Regions from separate parts of the Homo sapiens genome. Here region 1 is linked to region 2. The links are chromatin loops, found by intact Hi-C in ENCODE. Cell type or tissue: PC-9. All regions are shown on one strand.

What was found. Peaks named below come from ENCODE experiments on the same cell type or tissue, not always from the same donor. Only the 100,000 strongest peaks of a DNase experiment are listed, where the experiment ranks them.
Region 1: a loop joins it to region 2, with 9 times the contacts of the local background. A loop is called at or near these places in 10 of 110 quality-filtered maps.

What each region holds. Positions count from the first base shown.
Region 1 is chr13:51,065,584-51,073,583 of GRCh38, reverse strand. It overlaps the pseudogene GUCY1B2. Among named protein-coding and RNA genes, the nearest start is that of C13orf42, 42 kb to the left of the region's middle. In PC-9, CTCF peaks have their summits at 3,170 and 3,370 (motif pointing right); a DNase peak (open chromatin) is centred at 3,363.
Region 2 is chr13:49,854,742-49,862,741 of GRCh38, reverse strand. No RefSeq gene overlaps it. Among named protein-coding and RNA genes, the nearest start is that of KPNA3, 66 kb to the right of the region's middle. In PC-9, no CTCF peak of the experiment used is centred here; DNase peaks (open chromatin) are centred at 2,991, 4,071 and 4,331; H3K4me3 peaks cover 1,115 bases; H3K27ac peaks cover 4,213 bases.

The DNA.
Region 1 (8,000 bases), 1.2 Mb before region 2:
CACTGGTCATTAGAGAAATGCAAATCAAAACCATAATGAGATACCATCTCACGCCAGTTAGAATGGTTATCACTAAAAAGTCACAAACAACAGATGCTGGAGAGGATGTGGAGAAATAGGAATGCTCTTACACTGTTGGTGGGAGTGTAAATTAGTTCACCCATTGTGGAAGACAGTGTGGCGATTCCTGAAGGATCTAGAACTAGAAATACCATTAGATCCAGCAATCCCATTACTGGGTATATACCCAAAGGATTTTAAATCATGCTACTATAGAGACACATGCACACATATGTTTGTTGTGGCACTATTCACAACAGCAAAGACTTGTAACCAACCCAAATGTCCATCAATAATAGACTGGATAAAGAAAATATGGCACATATACACCATGGAATACCATGCAGTCATAAAAAATGATGAGTTCATGTCCTTTGCAGGGACAAAGATGAAGCTGGAAACCATCATTCTTAGCAAAATATCACAAGGACAGAAAACCAAACACTGCATGTTCTCACTCATAAGTGGGAGTTGAACAATGAGAACACATGGACACAGGGAGGGGAACATCACACACCAGGGCCCATTGCGGGGTGGGAAGCTTGGGGAGGGATAGCGTTATGAGAAATTCCTAACGTAAATGATGAGCTGATGGGTGCGGCAAACCACCATGACACATGTATACCTATGTAACAAACCTACACATTGTGCACATGTACCCTAGAACTTAAAGTACAAAAAAAAAAAAAAAAGTCAAGAGCCATGGGCCATGGAGAGAGACTCAGGCCGAGGGAATACCATGCAAGGCATCTGTGCTAGAGGGATTATGGCTCATGCGAGGCAGCTCCAAGATGGCCCTGACTGATCTGTAGTGCATTACTGAGCACCCGTATTTGCCAAGCACTCTTCTAGGCCCTGAAGGCAGAATAGGACCAGATCCCTTCCTTCAGAGATTTTAAATTTGGGGGCAGAGGTGTATAGGCAATAAGTAGTCATCTATGACATGCATATATATTTACGTAGAATAAAGGGCCGGGGGTGAAATGCTGTGAAGTCTGGTGGAGAAAGGCACAGAGTGTAGAGAGGCGGAAGGTGGGGAGTTCAGTCAGTGGAGGCCTCTCAGAGGTGGTGACACTTTAATGGAATGAAATGGGGGATTAATGGAGACCAGAAGGAGAACTGCCCAGGCAAAGGACCAGGAGGAGACCAGGAGGAGAACTGCCCAGGCAAAGGAAGGCTCCATGTGAAACGGCATCAAGGGATCTTGAGGAGAAGGAAGGAAGGTGCCCAGGAGTGCTCGAGGGTTCTGAGCAAGGGAATAACACAATCTGATCACGTTTTTAAAAGATGATTCTGGCTGTTGGGTGAGGTTTTGACTGGGGATGGGGGTGGGGTGGGGACAGCTGTTGAGCAGCTCTGTAGGGTCCTGAGGGAGTAGCTTGATCAGGGTGGGGATAGGGAAGTAACCAAAGATGATTGGATTTAGGATCAACTCTGAAGGAGAACCTTCCAGTATTTAGGTTTGCTGTGAATTCGATATGGAGACATGGGATCGTGATAGAGGTTCCCTTTATTGAGTTGAATGAGGGATGGGCTGATGGGCAGGGGTATTTGGTGGCGAGGGAAATCAAGAGATCTATTTTAGGTATGTTTACTTAGAGCTTTCCGTAGACCTCCAAGTAGAGATGTCAAATGGGAAATTAGGTATCTTTGTGTAGAGCTCAGGGGAATGGCTTGGTCTAGGGTGTAATCCCGGGGCCATCCTCGCAGAGGTGGAATTTGAAGCCACAGGGAGGTGAGGTCACCTAGGTGCTGAGTGGAGATGTAAGAGGGAGGAAGCTGACACCTGAGGCCTGGAGTACCCCAGCATGCAGAAGCTAAGCAGAGGAGGAGCAAGCAAGGTTCGAGAAAGAGTGGGCCAATGAGCAGGAAGTGCTCCAAGGGTGCGGACTGAGCCCAGAGGGCGAGAGGGGAAGCGGCATGGGAGACCGGCAGGGTTGGTGGAGCAGGCTTCACAGCCAGGTGAGAAAAACAGTCTCAATTTTTATTCAAAATCGGACTGTCCACAGCTGAAAGCTCACTAACCTGTCTCATGAGACCCAGCTCTGCACTCCTTCTGACTGTTTCTAAAACTCAAGCCCTGCTGAGAGACAGTTGCCTGTAGCAGAAGCCCACGGGCAGCTGAAGTGTCATTCATGACTTAGGTGCTCCTTTCACTGAGTGGTCTCTGGCCTGCACTGGGTGGGAGTGCGGATGGACTCTGGATCCCGAGTACCCCCTCATGCAAAGAAAAAACTACCCAGCCTCACCCTGTCTCACACGGTCTCATCCAAGCTGCAGGCCTGAGGCCCTGGCTGTGTAAAAGTGGGCAGATGATTTAGGCCCTCTACGCCTTATTTTTCTCAAATGGGAATTGGGCACGATAATAACATTTCCTAACATATAGTGTCATGGTGAAGGTTAAATGAATTTACACCTGTTAAAGTGCCTGGTAGATAGTAACTGTTAACTATTGTCATAATGAAAGAATGTTGATTTGCTATCACTTAGGATATTCAAAAATTGTGCCACACACTCTGAAAGTAGCTGTAAAAGAGAAATTCTCAAAATGTTTCAATTGGAGGAAGTACAGTCTCCTGAGAAAGCTGTTTTGAAGAAGACAGCACTGCACCGACTTGTGGTTAAGATTGGGCTCATGGGACCCTCATGAGCACCTGATAGCATAATGCACATAAAGCCCTTGGCCTGGTGTCTGGCAGAGTAAGCACAATAAATATTCAGTTCATATTATTATTATTATTAGGGCTCTCAAAATACATAAATCTGCAAGTTACATTCAGTTGGTTACAATGTAACAATCCTTTTTTGTCATGCCTCCTTATATATAGTCCCCAGATCACCTGGTTTATTTGCAACTTTTCCTTTATCAAATGGAAGTATAGATTAGGTTAGATTTGAAGATTGTTGACTTTGGTCTTGAGGAGCCCTTACCTCGAGTGCCAGTGTTGCGAGACCTCACCTCCATTCTTGCCTGGGTTCTGTACATAATGTACAAAGTCAGATGTATATTCTCTTTGCAGTTCTGGGACCACTGCACCTGGAGAAGGTTGTAGCCTCATTTTACACTGAGGGGCACTATCACTTGGGAAAGACAGAGGACTTTTTCATGATTACTCCAGACCTCAAGTACCAGTTGCAGGGTGAAGACTCAGACTTGAGCCCAGTCCTCTGAGCCATGATCCTGCACCTGGTCAGGATTTGTGAGTCTTCAGAGCCACACACCTCCTGCCTCCCTTCCTGCGGGAATGACTTACACAGCGTCCTGTTGGCATGTGGGGCTTTGGCCACACGGTGGCGCTTTACGCTCAGCAATCCCGCTGGTCCTCTTAATGCATCGCTGAAGATTTGAAAATCAAACTGAAAAGGAAAGAGCCCTGCCCTCTAGTTCTTAGAATACACAGATATCATTGTCAACGAGTATGGGGCCGTTAGCAATTGAGGAGGTGAGCTGGGTTCACTAGCTGGTTACCACCCTGTAGGAAATGCCTCAGTTCTTGCTGGTTTCATCCATCCTAAGGGGAAATCAAAGGACCTCTTGTCTGAAATCAAAGGATTCAGAATTCCACATTCAGAGCCCATTTTCAGGTGTTTTTCACAACATTGTACTCAACCACATGTGTGAATCAAACCTCACTTTCCAGTGTGGCTGATGAAATAAAATGGGCTCACATAAGCCAGAGTTTTGACATTCCTGGAAAAAGAGATTTTTTTTCTGAAGATATTGTCTGACTCCAAGACAGGCCTAAACCTCTTCCAGAAAAAAGAGAGGGGTTAACAGCAGCTAGTTTTATTCTTCTCTTGAAGGTGATATAGGACATAGGCCTGGTTGTGAATACCAGCTCTGACACTAACTAGTTTTGGAGCCTCAAGGAAGCTACTTCATGTCTCTTCACCTCAATGCTCCCATCAGTCAAGGGTGTTTATGATAATAGGACCTACACTATAGGATTGTGGTAAGGCTGAATTAATATTAAGTAGAACGAAATGCAAGTGGTTCAGTTCGTTCAATTCTAAAGTCTTTGACCTGTAAAAAATGGCAATTTCATGTGGCTCATTCTAAAACATGGAAAGTGCTTTGTGCCAGGCATATTGTGAGGCTTGGTGAAAGTGAGTGATTATTATTACAGCTGGCATGAAAAGAGTACAAGCACTTACTATGAACATTTAGGAAAACAAACCGCCCTGTCTTCTGGTTATTTTTTTCCTGAAGATTCTTACTGATAGCTGACTCAGTTGTTGCTGCATACTAAAGTTTCTAATACGCAAATATGCCAAAAGAGATCTGGCTGTTTATCATAGCTCCACCTTTAGCCAGGTTATCCCAGCCTCAAGACATCTTTCAATGAGATATTAATCCTACCAAGGGAGAAAACTCAAGGCCATCCCAGTACCACCTGCCACACGAGTAAAGCTGAACTCTTTCATTCTGTGCCTCTGCGGTCCCTAGGTGATGGAGACCTCCCTCTGCAGAGCCTGCCTCTCAGAGAGCACTCTATGCCTTGGACTGATGTGGAAATTGATCCTCTCAGTCCCTCTGAAGCACACACATCAAAGTTGAACTGTTCTATGTCCTTTTCCTTCTTAGGTGAATACTAGCTAATCTGTTCAGCCAAAGGAATATATTTTTATTCTGTCAGAAGTTTCCCAAGTTGTAGCTAAAAGGAATGAGAATTTCAGAGACCTGGCAGGCCTGGGGGGTGGGGGGTGGGGGCGTATTTTTTAACAGACGGGCCTCTGGGAGCCCAGCTTCAGCCACACCCTGTCTTGTGTCCGGGGACACCTTCCTCTGCTGATGTAGGCCTTGGAAAGAAAGCCAGCAGCGGCTCAGAAGCCAGGCAGTCTGAGGTAGACTGGGGGCAACAAATCAACCACAGGAAAGGCTTCCTACCAGGAATGAGGCAGCTGCGTTCCCAGAAATGCACAAACAAACCACCAAAAACCAGATCAGGGTCCTATCTTCCTCTCAGACACTCTTACCTTGCATTCTCCCTCTAGTTTCTTTCCTTAAATGATAGAGGTTTACTCCAGCGACCTCCCAATGGTATCCCGCCCTCCCTGCAAGTCCATGAAAAATAAAAGATTTGTGTTTCTCATCGCACATCATACATAGATCACGGGAGATGAGATGTGGCTTATTGGATCTCATCACTTATCACAGGACACGCATCAAGCGAGACTGTGTTTACATACATGTTACTAATTTGGGGAATGGTGTTTGAACTCTTCAATGCACCAAAAGTGAGTTAACAAGTTAAGCCAGGCACAACAGAGAACAGACTGTATTCACGTGAAGTTCAAGAGCAAGCAAAACTAGTCTGTGGCGATAATATGATAGTAATCGGAATAGGGGCAGCTGAGGGTGGTAGGACTGATTGAGAAGGGGTACCGGGGAAATTTCCATGACCACAGAGATGTTCCATATCTTTATTAGGGTGTGAGCTACACAATAGTGTACATTTGTCAAAGATCATGAAACTGCGCACTTAATATAGAAAAAGGTAACAGCGAAAAATATCCCTCAAAACAACAGTCACAGTATCGGCAGGGAGGTCCATTATGTCATGGAGGAGAGAAGGGGAATTTCCATATAGTGAAATTTCCTCCCTGGCTGTCTATGCAATTGAAAAACATATAAAACGTCAGCCAATTTTCCAGACAGTTTCAAAATCTAGGGACTTTTTTTTTTTTTTTTTGGTACAAGCACTGTCTATGTCTTTTCAAATGTTTACAGAGTATTTACAAAAAGTAGTCCGTTGGGTGGCAGTTGTAATTAGGGAAACTGGCAGTGAAAATTAACACATACCATAAAAGAGGGATAATTACTCCACTGTCATATACAATATTATTATCAAATGGTATTCACCCAGGAATCCAATTGGTTCATTCCCACTCAGCCTCGTTGTTACAGGAAAGACCCTCCCTTCCTTGTTACCCTGGTTATGAAGCTGCCACGTTCCACGGGTGATATGCCATATGGTACTTAACATCAGAATCAAAATGAGCTTGTGCTTTTTGTGTGAGATGTTGAAATTTATCAGAAAATCAGAAAGCCTAATTTCCACCAAGTTCCTGAGAACTGCCATCTGCCGCATGAAAAAGAAAATGGAGATTTTTTTTTTTTAAACCATTTACTTATTGTGAAATGTGAGGGTGCTGGTGTATGTGTTTGAAAAAGCGGGTTGGGGGTGGGGAGGGGGTTTGTGAGAGAGCGCCAGAGCAAGCCCGCTTGGCAGGGCAGAAAGAAAGAGTGTCAGCTGAATGGAGGCAAGGGTTTGCGAAGCGTAATTATGGAAATCATCTATTCCTGAGCCTTTTTTTTTTCTCCTCCTGACCACATGTTCCTTCCACAGAGGAGCAGCACATAGAGTCCAGCTTTTGAGAATAAGTAAAGTCCCCATTTCAGAAAGAAGAGGGGGCTGAAACCAGTCTCTCCAGGTGTCAAGTCCTTCTATGGAGGAGCTGGCGTGAGTTAAGCAGGGAGAGTAAAAGCAAAGGAGCCAGAAAGGCTGAGTGGAAGGAGGACCAGGAAGTCTTTCTAAGGAGAGTGACAGAAAGAAGGGCAGGCAGGATAGGAGAGGGAGGCCAACAGCGGAGAGTGAAGGAGTGCCTACTGAGAAGGGAAGAATCTTTCAGCAAACTTCGGATGCCAAGGGAAAGATGCTGAAGTCTTCCAGGAGGGCGTGCGATGCCTGGACGTTCGTTTCAGTGGACGGCCCCAGTCTGTGGCGTTGTGGTCCTCGACAGACTGTCTTAACCATGAGTCACATCCCTCTAGTGCCCCACACCTCCACACTGCCTGGAGGGCTTACCCCAGCCTTTGATTTTACTAAATGTATTTATTTGTTCTCTGTTTTTACACCAAAGCTAGCATGTGTGTTGGAACAGCTACAGGCGACATTTGTTGGACCTGGTTAGTGGCTGGATTTCTCACCTCTGACCACAAGTAATACTCAGGAAATAGACCTCTGGCAAACAGCCCACCAGAGCCTGAAACGGAACAGTGATGGGGATGGAGGATAAGGCTCAAGGCACCAGGGGACTTCCCATTATGACACTGTAGGGCCAAGTGTTGGTCAAGGCAGGCCGTTCTTGGATGGCATCCAACGTGGTTTAATTAAAGATACACTAAAAAGATCACTCAATAGACAGCCTCATCTACAAGGCAGTCTTCCTACAGGAGCTTAGGGGTGTATGCTTTTCTGTGCTTGCAGAAAGGCGTTCTGTGCCGTTGGCACCTCGGGGAGAAGCTTCAGGTTTCAGGCTGAACTCCTGAGAGCTTAGCATCTGGGGTGTGCACGACTTGGGGTGCCAGGCAGCAGGTCCCACTTGCTCACCAGAGGGGGCGGCCTTATGCTTTACCCCGCAGGTGACTGAGGACCCAACAGTGTGCTCCTTGCTTGGAGGCTAGTGATGAGCTCCTAATTTCACTGTGGACTGCCCAGATTTCTACAAGACAGGCTTCTGGAGACGCTGTGGATTCTCTCCTGAGTGACTAGGGGCTGGCAGGAAGGGCGGGCGCTTGGTGCTGCATCTCAATCCCTGTGGCCCCAGGAGCAGCTGCGGCAGGAACATGGTGAGCAGCTCTCAGCACCCTTGGCCCTGACTTTCCTTCCGCTTCTGTTTGTTGAGCACCTATTGTTCAAAATGCCTGTTATCTAAGAGGCTACAGTTTCCTGAGCGCTTACTATGTGCCAAGTACCTCACACGTATTACCTCATTTAATGCTTACTAAAACCCTATGAGGAAGGGACCATTCTCACCCCCATTTTCCAAATGAGACAACTGAGGGTGAGTAAGATCTGGCTTGAGTCAAACAGCAAATAAGACTTGGGGTCAGCAATGAGCCCTCATGGTCTAACTTCAGAACCGTTACTCTATAACCCCAACAACCATCCTCCAACACAGCAAACGGTATTATGTCCACTTTAGCTCATGAGCAG
Region 2 (8,000 bases):
TTTGTGTCTGGATTCTTTTGTCCAATGTTTATGAAATTCATCCATGCTATACATAAATCGTAGTTCATTCATTTTCAGTGTTGTAAATATTCTTTTCTTTTTTTAGATTAAGGCAGTTACTTCATTTTGAACAAGGAAGTAGCATAAGCAACTCAGTGTGTGCCCCTTAAGATGGGAGCTCTTCCCCCATATCACTCCCCACTCCAAGGAATAATTTTGGGAGAAAAAAATGTCTTCTATCTGGCTACCTGTGATACCTATGATTGCACCTTCTTATATGGCGGGCACGTCATCACGTCCAGACGAGCATCTAAGGAACTGCATTTTGGGAGTTGAAACTTTCATTTGGGTCTGAGATGAATGCATGAACTAACACAGGGCCATGGACCCACTAGTCTTGATCAAGTTAGAGAAAATGAAGGTGACTATTTACACTTCCAAGTTGCTTTCTAGATCCTTTCATTAAAAAATGTTCTGATCAGGCCGGGCGCTGTGGCTCATGCCTATAATCCCAGCACTTCAGAAGGCCGAGGCAGGTGGATCATGAGGCCGGGAGATCAAGACCATCCTGGCTAACACAGTGAAACCCCGTCTCTACTAAAAATACAAAAAGAAAAAAATTAGCTGGGCATGGTGGCAAGCACCTGTAGTCCCAGCTACTCGGGAGGCTGAGGCAGGAGAATGGCGTGAACCCAGGAGGCAGAGCTTGCAGTGAGCAAGATAACAGGATTAAGAGATTAAAGTTTAAAGAGATTAAAGACAGACATAAGAAATTATAATAGTATTATTTGGGAACTGATAAATGTCCATATTAAGAAGAAATCTCCACAATTTATGTTCCTCTGCCGTAGCTCCAGTCAGTCTCTCCATTCAGGGTCCCTGACTTCCCGCAACACCAAGTAAGCTTTTCTTTTCTTTTCTTTTCTTTTCTTTCTTTCTCTTTTTTATCCCCTCTCTCTCTCTTTCTCTTTCAGATGGGGTCTTGCTTTGTTGCCCAGGTTGGGGTACAGTGGCACAATCACAGCTCACTGCAGCCTCAACCTCCCTGGCTCAAGCAATCCTCCCTCCTCAGCCTCCCAAGTAGCTGAGACTATGGGCACACACCACCATGCCCAGCTAATTTTTGTATTTTTTGTAGAGACAGGGTCTCATCATGTTGCCCAGGCTGGTCTTGAACTTCTGGGCTCAAGCAATCCTTCCTCGGCCTCCCAGAGTGCTGGGATTACAGGTGTGAGCCACTGTGCCTGGCCTAAACTTCTTTTCTTTATGAGTGACCCAATCTGTGGTCCTTTGTTATAGCAGCAGAAAAAAAAAAAATGACAGGTACTATGGGGGAAAATGGACAAGGAAGATCCTCTCATATGGGCGAGAGGGTGGTTATTTTGGCTGACCAAGGAACTCAGCATACTTCTGGAAAATGAGAAAAGGTGATATGGTTCATGCTGTTGACTCACACCAGTATTTGTTGCTTCCCCGCTCCCATTTTCACAACTTTATTGAAGTATAATTTTGAATAATAAACTGCATATATTTGAAGTTCACTATTTGATAAGTTTTGGTAAACATATGTAACTATGAAACCATCTCCACAAACAAGATGCTGAACATTTCCATTGCCATTGAAGGTTTTCTCATACCTGTCTGCAGTTCATTGCACTTTTTAACCTGTCCCCAGGCAACCACTGATCTGCAGTCTAGCTACATAAGTTAGTTTTTATTTTCAAGAATTTCATATAAGTGAAATAATACAATATATATCTTTGTTTGGTTTCTTTCAGTCAACAGATTACTTTGAGATTTAATGAAAATCAGTTTTGATTTTGCTCAAGTGATCCTCCCACCTCAGCCTTCCAAATAGCTACGACTATAGGCACGCACAACCCTGCCTGGCTAATTTTTAAAATTTTTTCTAGAGGTGGGGTCTTGCTCTGTTGCGTAGGATGGTCTCGAAATCCTGAGCTCAAGTGATCCTCCTGCCTTGGCCTTCCAAAGTGCTGGGATTATAGGCGTAAGCCACCACACCTAGCTGACTTTCATTTTCTTAACTGACTTTCAAAGAGAAATGTTTTAAATGTTGATGAAGCCCAACTGATTACCTATTTCTTTTTCTTTTTTTTCTTTTTTTTTTTTTTAGATGGAATTTTCTTCTGTGGCCCAGGCTGGAGTTCAGTGGTGTGATCTCGGCTCACTGCAACCTCCACCTCCCAGCTTCAGGCAATTCTCCTGCCTCAGCCTCCTGAGTAGCTGGAATTACAGGCATGTGCCACCATGCCCGGCTAATTTTTTTTTAGTAGAGATGGGGTTTCACCATGTTGGCCAGGCTGGTCTCGAATTCCTGACCTCAGGTGGTCAGCCCACCTTGGCCTCCCAAAGTGCTGGGATTACACATGTTAGCCACCATGCCAAGCCCCATCTATTTCTTTTATATCTTCTTTTGTGTTCTACTTAAGAAAACTTTGCTTATGCCAGGGTCCCACAGATTTTGTCCTATATTTTTTCTAGTAGATTTATAATTCTAGGTTTACATTTAGATCTATGATCCATTTTAGATTTTTTTTTTTTTTTTTTTTTTTTGAGATGGTGTCTCCCTCTGTAGCCCAGGCTGGAGTGCAGTGGTGCAATCTTGGCTCACTGCAACCTCCGCCTCCCGGGTCCCAGTTCAAGCAATTATCCTGCCTCAGCCTCCCAAGTGGCTGGGATTACATGCACATGCCACCATCCCCAGCTAATTTTTGTATTTTTAGAGAGACAGGGTTTCACCATGTTGGCCAGGCTGGTCTTAAACTCCTGACCTTGTGATCTGCCCACCTGTGCCTCCCAAAGTGCTCGGATTAGAGGCATGGGCCACCGCGCCCCGACATTTTAGATTAATTTTTTCGTAGGGTCTGAGGTCAAACTCCTGGCTTCAAGCAATCAATCCTCTTGCTTCAGCCTCCTGACTCACTGGGATGGCATGGGCCACTGTGCCTGGCTCCCAGCCTCCTCTTTAATCAAGGAGCTTTGGCTCTGTGAATTGACTTAGATCTCAACACAAGAGGCCATGACTGTCCACTGCAGTGACTCATCAGGTTTTTAGCTACCAGACCTAGAATTTTTCCCTCTGTTACAGATCAAGCAATACAATGGTAGATTGCCCATCTATTTCATTCCTAAGAACACCATAACTTAACCACCATCAAATATGTCTGCAGGCCAAAGCATTCTGATTGCCCTTTACAGTGGATGCATTTACTTTGTCCTTGGAGATTCAGTGCCACCCCTACCTATGCCACTCTGAGATCCCATCATCCCATCATTGAAATTGGGGAGACCATGTCAATGGCATATTTTCCACCTACCCTATAGAAGAGAGCAACCACAGAGCTCTCCTTTGAAAGAGGTTGCAGGTGCTCCATTTATTAATGCATTTCTCAATGCTTTAGTGAGGGAGATGTCTTCTGGGTTTTCTCATGGGACATTGTTTGGAGGTAGGACTGAACAATGACATGATGAGAACAGTAAGGTAATGTTTTATACCATATTCTGGGCTCTGTTCATGATTACTTTTTTCTGATAATAAGGACTGTTTCAATATTTTAGACATTTTAGAACATGACAGAAGATTACAGAAAGATATTAGGGTATTTTATGATTTGAAGTCTCACAAGGGACAGAAACCAGGGAAGTCTCCAGGTTCCTCAGCTGCATTTATTTGTGTATCTTCTTTTGAGGATTCTGCCATTATTATGACAGATTTTCCGTTCTTAGTTTTGGGTCTCTCCCTTCCAATTCTGGCAGGAGAAAAGCCCAATTTCTTTTTCTCTTATTTTATCAACATTCTTGGAGCCTTTACTGATAAAGGCAAAATTCAGTACAAAGCATACTTTTAACTGGCCTATTTAACAAGTATTTTAAAGAGCAAAAATCTTTCCTATCAACTTCCACAAAGGTGTCCAAAGTCATCCTTTTAAATTGGAAAGAGTTCTTAGGGAATTACGCAATGGTATGTACAAACCTGAACAGGCTGTACTCATGAGGACAAATATGTGATTTATCTAAGCATAGTAAATACTTCAGAGTTTAGTTTTCAGGGTTGGAATGTCTACTGTAAACAGTAGCAATGACTATCTCTATAGCAAAATTTCCAAGCATAAGAAGAAATCAAGTTTTTCAAGAGAACATTTGCTCAGTAATACCTTTGCTCTTTTATTTATAGGGTAAAAGAGGGAAGAAATATGAGAAACATGCTTATAATACTTTTTTCTTCCCATATCCTTTTCCTTACCATAAAAAAAAGTTCTGTGGACTGGAATTAAAGATCAATGATGTATCACTGAAGCCATGAAGTCCTGCAAGTTTACATCATGATGATTCAGTGCTCCTGGATTAGCAAACCTTCCTCTCTGTGCATAAGCATCCCTCAACAATCCCAGGCCCCCGTGTCAGTACTGCTTCTGAACAACTCGCTAGTAAGCCCTTGAAAGAATGCAAACCTCTTTAATGTAGTCAAATGAAACAGATTTGTGCTCTGTCAACTCAGTCTTGACTTTTGCCTCCAGATTGTGGATTACTTGAGATGCCTGAAATATATTGTTTTTAAAACTGAAAGGTAGCTCCATCATTTCAAAAGCAGATAGTAGAGATGTTTACCAAGAAAAACATAGCCAAGGCCGGGCGCGGTGGCTCACGCCTGTAATCCCAGCACTTTGGGGGGCCGAGGTGGGCAGATCACGAGGTCAGGAGATCGAGACCATCCTGGATAACACGGTGAAATCCCATTTCTACTAAAAATACAAAAAACTAGCCGGGCGTGTTGGCGGACGCCTGTAGTCCCAGCTACTCGGGAGGCTGAGGCAGGAGAATGGCGTGAACCCAGGAGGCGGAGCTTGCAGTGAGCCAAGATCGCGCCACTGCACTCCAGCCTGGGTGACAGAGCGAAACTCCGTCTCAAAAAAAAAAAAAAAAAAAAGAAGAAGAAAAACATAGCCAAAACATTACATTCCAGCCCATGGGCAGTGAAGATTAGATTTTCCTGTTATCTTCCACCTGTTTTTGTTGTTGCTGTGGCTTTTTGGCTTGTTTGTTTTCATCCCTGCTGTAATCCCTGATTAACTCTTATTTTTTCAGGTTGTTGTTTCATGTATTTTGGCCACCACTTCCTGCCAAAACTATCTAATATCTGTACATCTCTAGAGGGTTCTAGCAACTATGCTGTCCTTTTTTATAGGAACTGATTCTTTTTTCTTTTTCCCACCCATTGAGCTGATTCTACTTGAACTCAATGAACTTTTGGTCTCTGTGCTTCTTTATTTTAATTAATTGAGCTTTCTATCTAAATTGGCACACTAAATCCTGAACAATCCAGAGCTGCATGTTTGGTCTAGATTGGTTAGCCACACTGCAGGTCATAGAGTTAGCGTGGAAAAAATATTCCAATTTCCAGACCCTTGTGAAAATCAGAATTAGCCAGAAGCACCAGTTTGTAGAATCATGGACAAATCTGGGAAAGCCCAACAATTTGGGGGATGTTTAGCCCCAGATGCACAGGATTGGATTAGAATTAGTTCTAATCTACCAGATGCGTTGGCACACACCTGTAATCCCAGCACTTTGAGAGGCCAAGGCGGGTGGATCACCTGAGGTCAGGAGTTCAAGACCAGCCTGGCCAACATAGTGAAACCCCATCTCTACTAAAAATACAAAAATTAGCTGGGTGTGGTGGCAGGCACCAGTAATCATAGCTACTTGGGAGGCTGAGGCAGGAGAATCACTTGAACCCAGGAGGCGGAGGTTACAGTGAGCCAAGATCGCGGCATTGCACTCCAGCCTGGGCAACAAGAGTGAAACTCTGTCTCAAGACAAAAAAAAAAAAGAATTAGTTCTAATCCTATTTATGGCATACTTTCCTCTGTGGTCCTTAAGTGGCCTCCTCCATTAAATATTGTTATGTTAATATACATATAAACATAGCTGTAGACATAGATAAATACTCATGAACCCACCATCTCAAGCAAAAACTAAGACCTTGACAACAACCTACATCTAACCATATGGTTGCTTTTCCCATCGTGTCCCTCTGCCTTTGTCTACTCAAGGTAGCCATATTGCTGAATTCCATGTTAACAATTTCCTTGCCTTTAAGTCACCATAGTGTTTGCAAAAAAATAAAAAAACAATTTCCTTGCCTTCCATTTCATATAGTTGAATTGCACGTATTTGCATTCATAAAAAGGAACTATTATCTTGGTCATAAATTTTATTAAAAATGCATTGCAGAATATGTAAACTCTTTAGATTCATTTATTATTATTATATTGTTAAGATTCCTCATATTTTTGTGTGTTGTTATGTGGGAGTTCAATCAGGCTGGTGGGAAAAATATTAAAGATAGTTATAAAAATAAACACAAACTTTCTTGGAAGGCCTGAAGGTTTTTACAGAAGTCTCAGGATAAGACAATGGCTGAAGGCAACCTAATCCTTACCTTGAGTAAAAAGCTTCAAGTGGGTAAGGAAGAAGGCAGAGTAGTGTATCTAGCTAGGTTGTTTAAGACTAACCTTTGATCTACCACCGGTGCTTAATTACTTTCTACAGGAAGTCCACAATGTCAATTACCCTCTGGTGGTGTTGACTCAAGCCTTTGTCAATTCATCTTTACTAAATAAATGCGAGTCTCACTAGTTGGTCAGGGCCATGGTCGTGACTGTTTACAGCACTCTGCTTGGAGTCTGTAAGTGGCCCAGACACTCAGCTGGACTGGCATAGCAGAATATCTGTGTGTCAGTGTACTTCATTCATCCATCGTTTGGGTCAGGGTCTGCAGATAGACCCCCTCATTGCTATAGTTCATTCATGTTGACTGCTGAATAACATTCCATTGCGTGGATTTACTACAATTTATTTATTCTGTCTTTTATAGTTAGGCTTTTAGGTTCTTTGCAGGTTTTTGCTGTTGTGAACTGAAATCCTGTGAACTTCCTTATGCAGTCACTTGTACACATGAAATGGTTTATGTTGGGTCTATACCTAGGAGTAGAATTGTTGGGTCATTGAGTATGTGTATTAGTTTCATAGAGCTGCTCTAACAAATTACCATAAACTGGGTGCCTCAAAAAAACAGAAATGTGTTATCTCACAGTAAGTGTCCTCAGGGCTGGTTCCCTATGGGAGCCTCTGAGGGAAAATCTGTCCCATGTCTCTCTCGGCTTCTGATGGTTGCCAGCATCCCTGGACACCCCGTGGCTTGTAGATGCATCACTCCAATTTCTATCTCTGTCTTTACATGGTCTTCTCCTCTGTGTGTTTCTGTCTCTGTCTCTCCTCTTCTTCTTTTTTTTTTTTTTGAGATGAAGTCTCACTCTTGTCCCCCAGGCTGGAGTGCAATGGTGCAATCTCAGCTCACTGCAACCTCCGCCTCCCAGTTTCAAGCAATTCTCCTGCCTCAGCCTCCCAAGTAGCTGGGATTACAGGCGTCCGCCACCACACCTGGCAAATTTTTGTATTTTTAGTAGAGATGGGGTTTCACCATGTTGGCCAGGCTGGTCTTGAACTCCTAACCTCAGGTGATCCACCCACCTCAGCCTCCCGAAGTGCTAAGATTACAGGCATGAGACCCGTGCCTGGCCTCTTCTTTTCTTATAAGGATGCCAGTCCTATTGAATTTAGGGCCCAGTATGACATCATTATAACCTAGCTACTCACATCTGCAAAGTTCAAATAAGATCACATTGAAGGTTCCAGGAGTTAGAATTTTAACATTTTATTCTAGGGGACAAAATTCAACCCATAATAGTATATGAATGCCCAAATTTAGGAGAAAATGTCAAACTTTTCCAAAGTAGTTATACAATTTTACATTCTCACCAGCATTGATAAGATTTGGTGTTATCAGACCATTCAAATTTTTACCAGATGAATGAGTATAAAATTGTGTGCCATTGTAGCCTCAATTTTTTTTTTTTTTTTTTTTGAGACGGAATCTCGCTCTGTTGCCCAGGCTGGAGTGCAGTGGCGCCACCTCA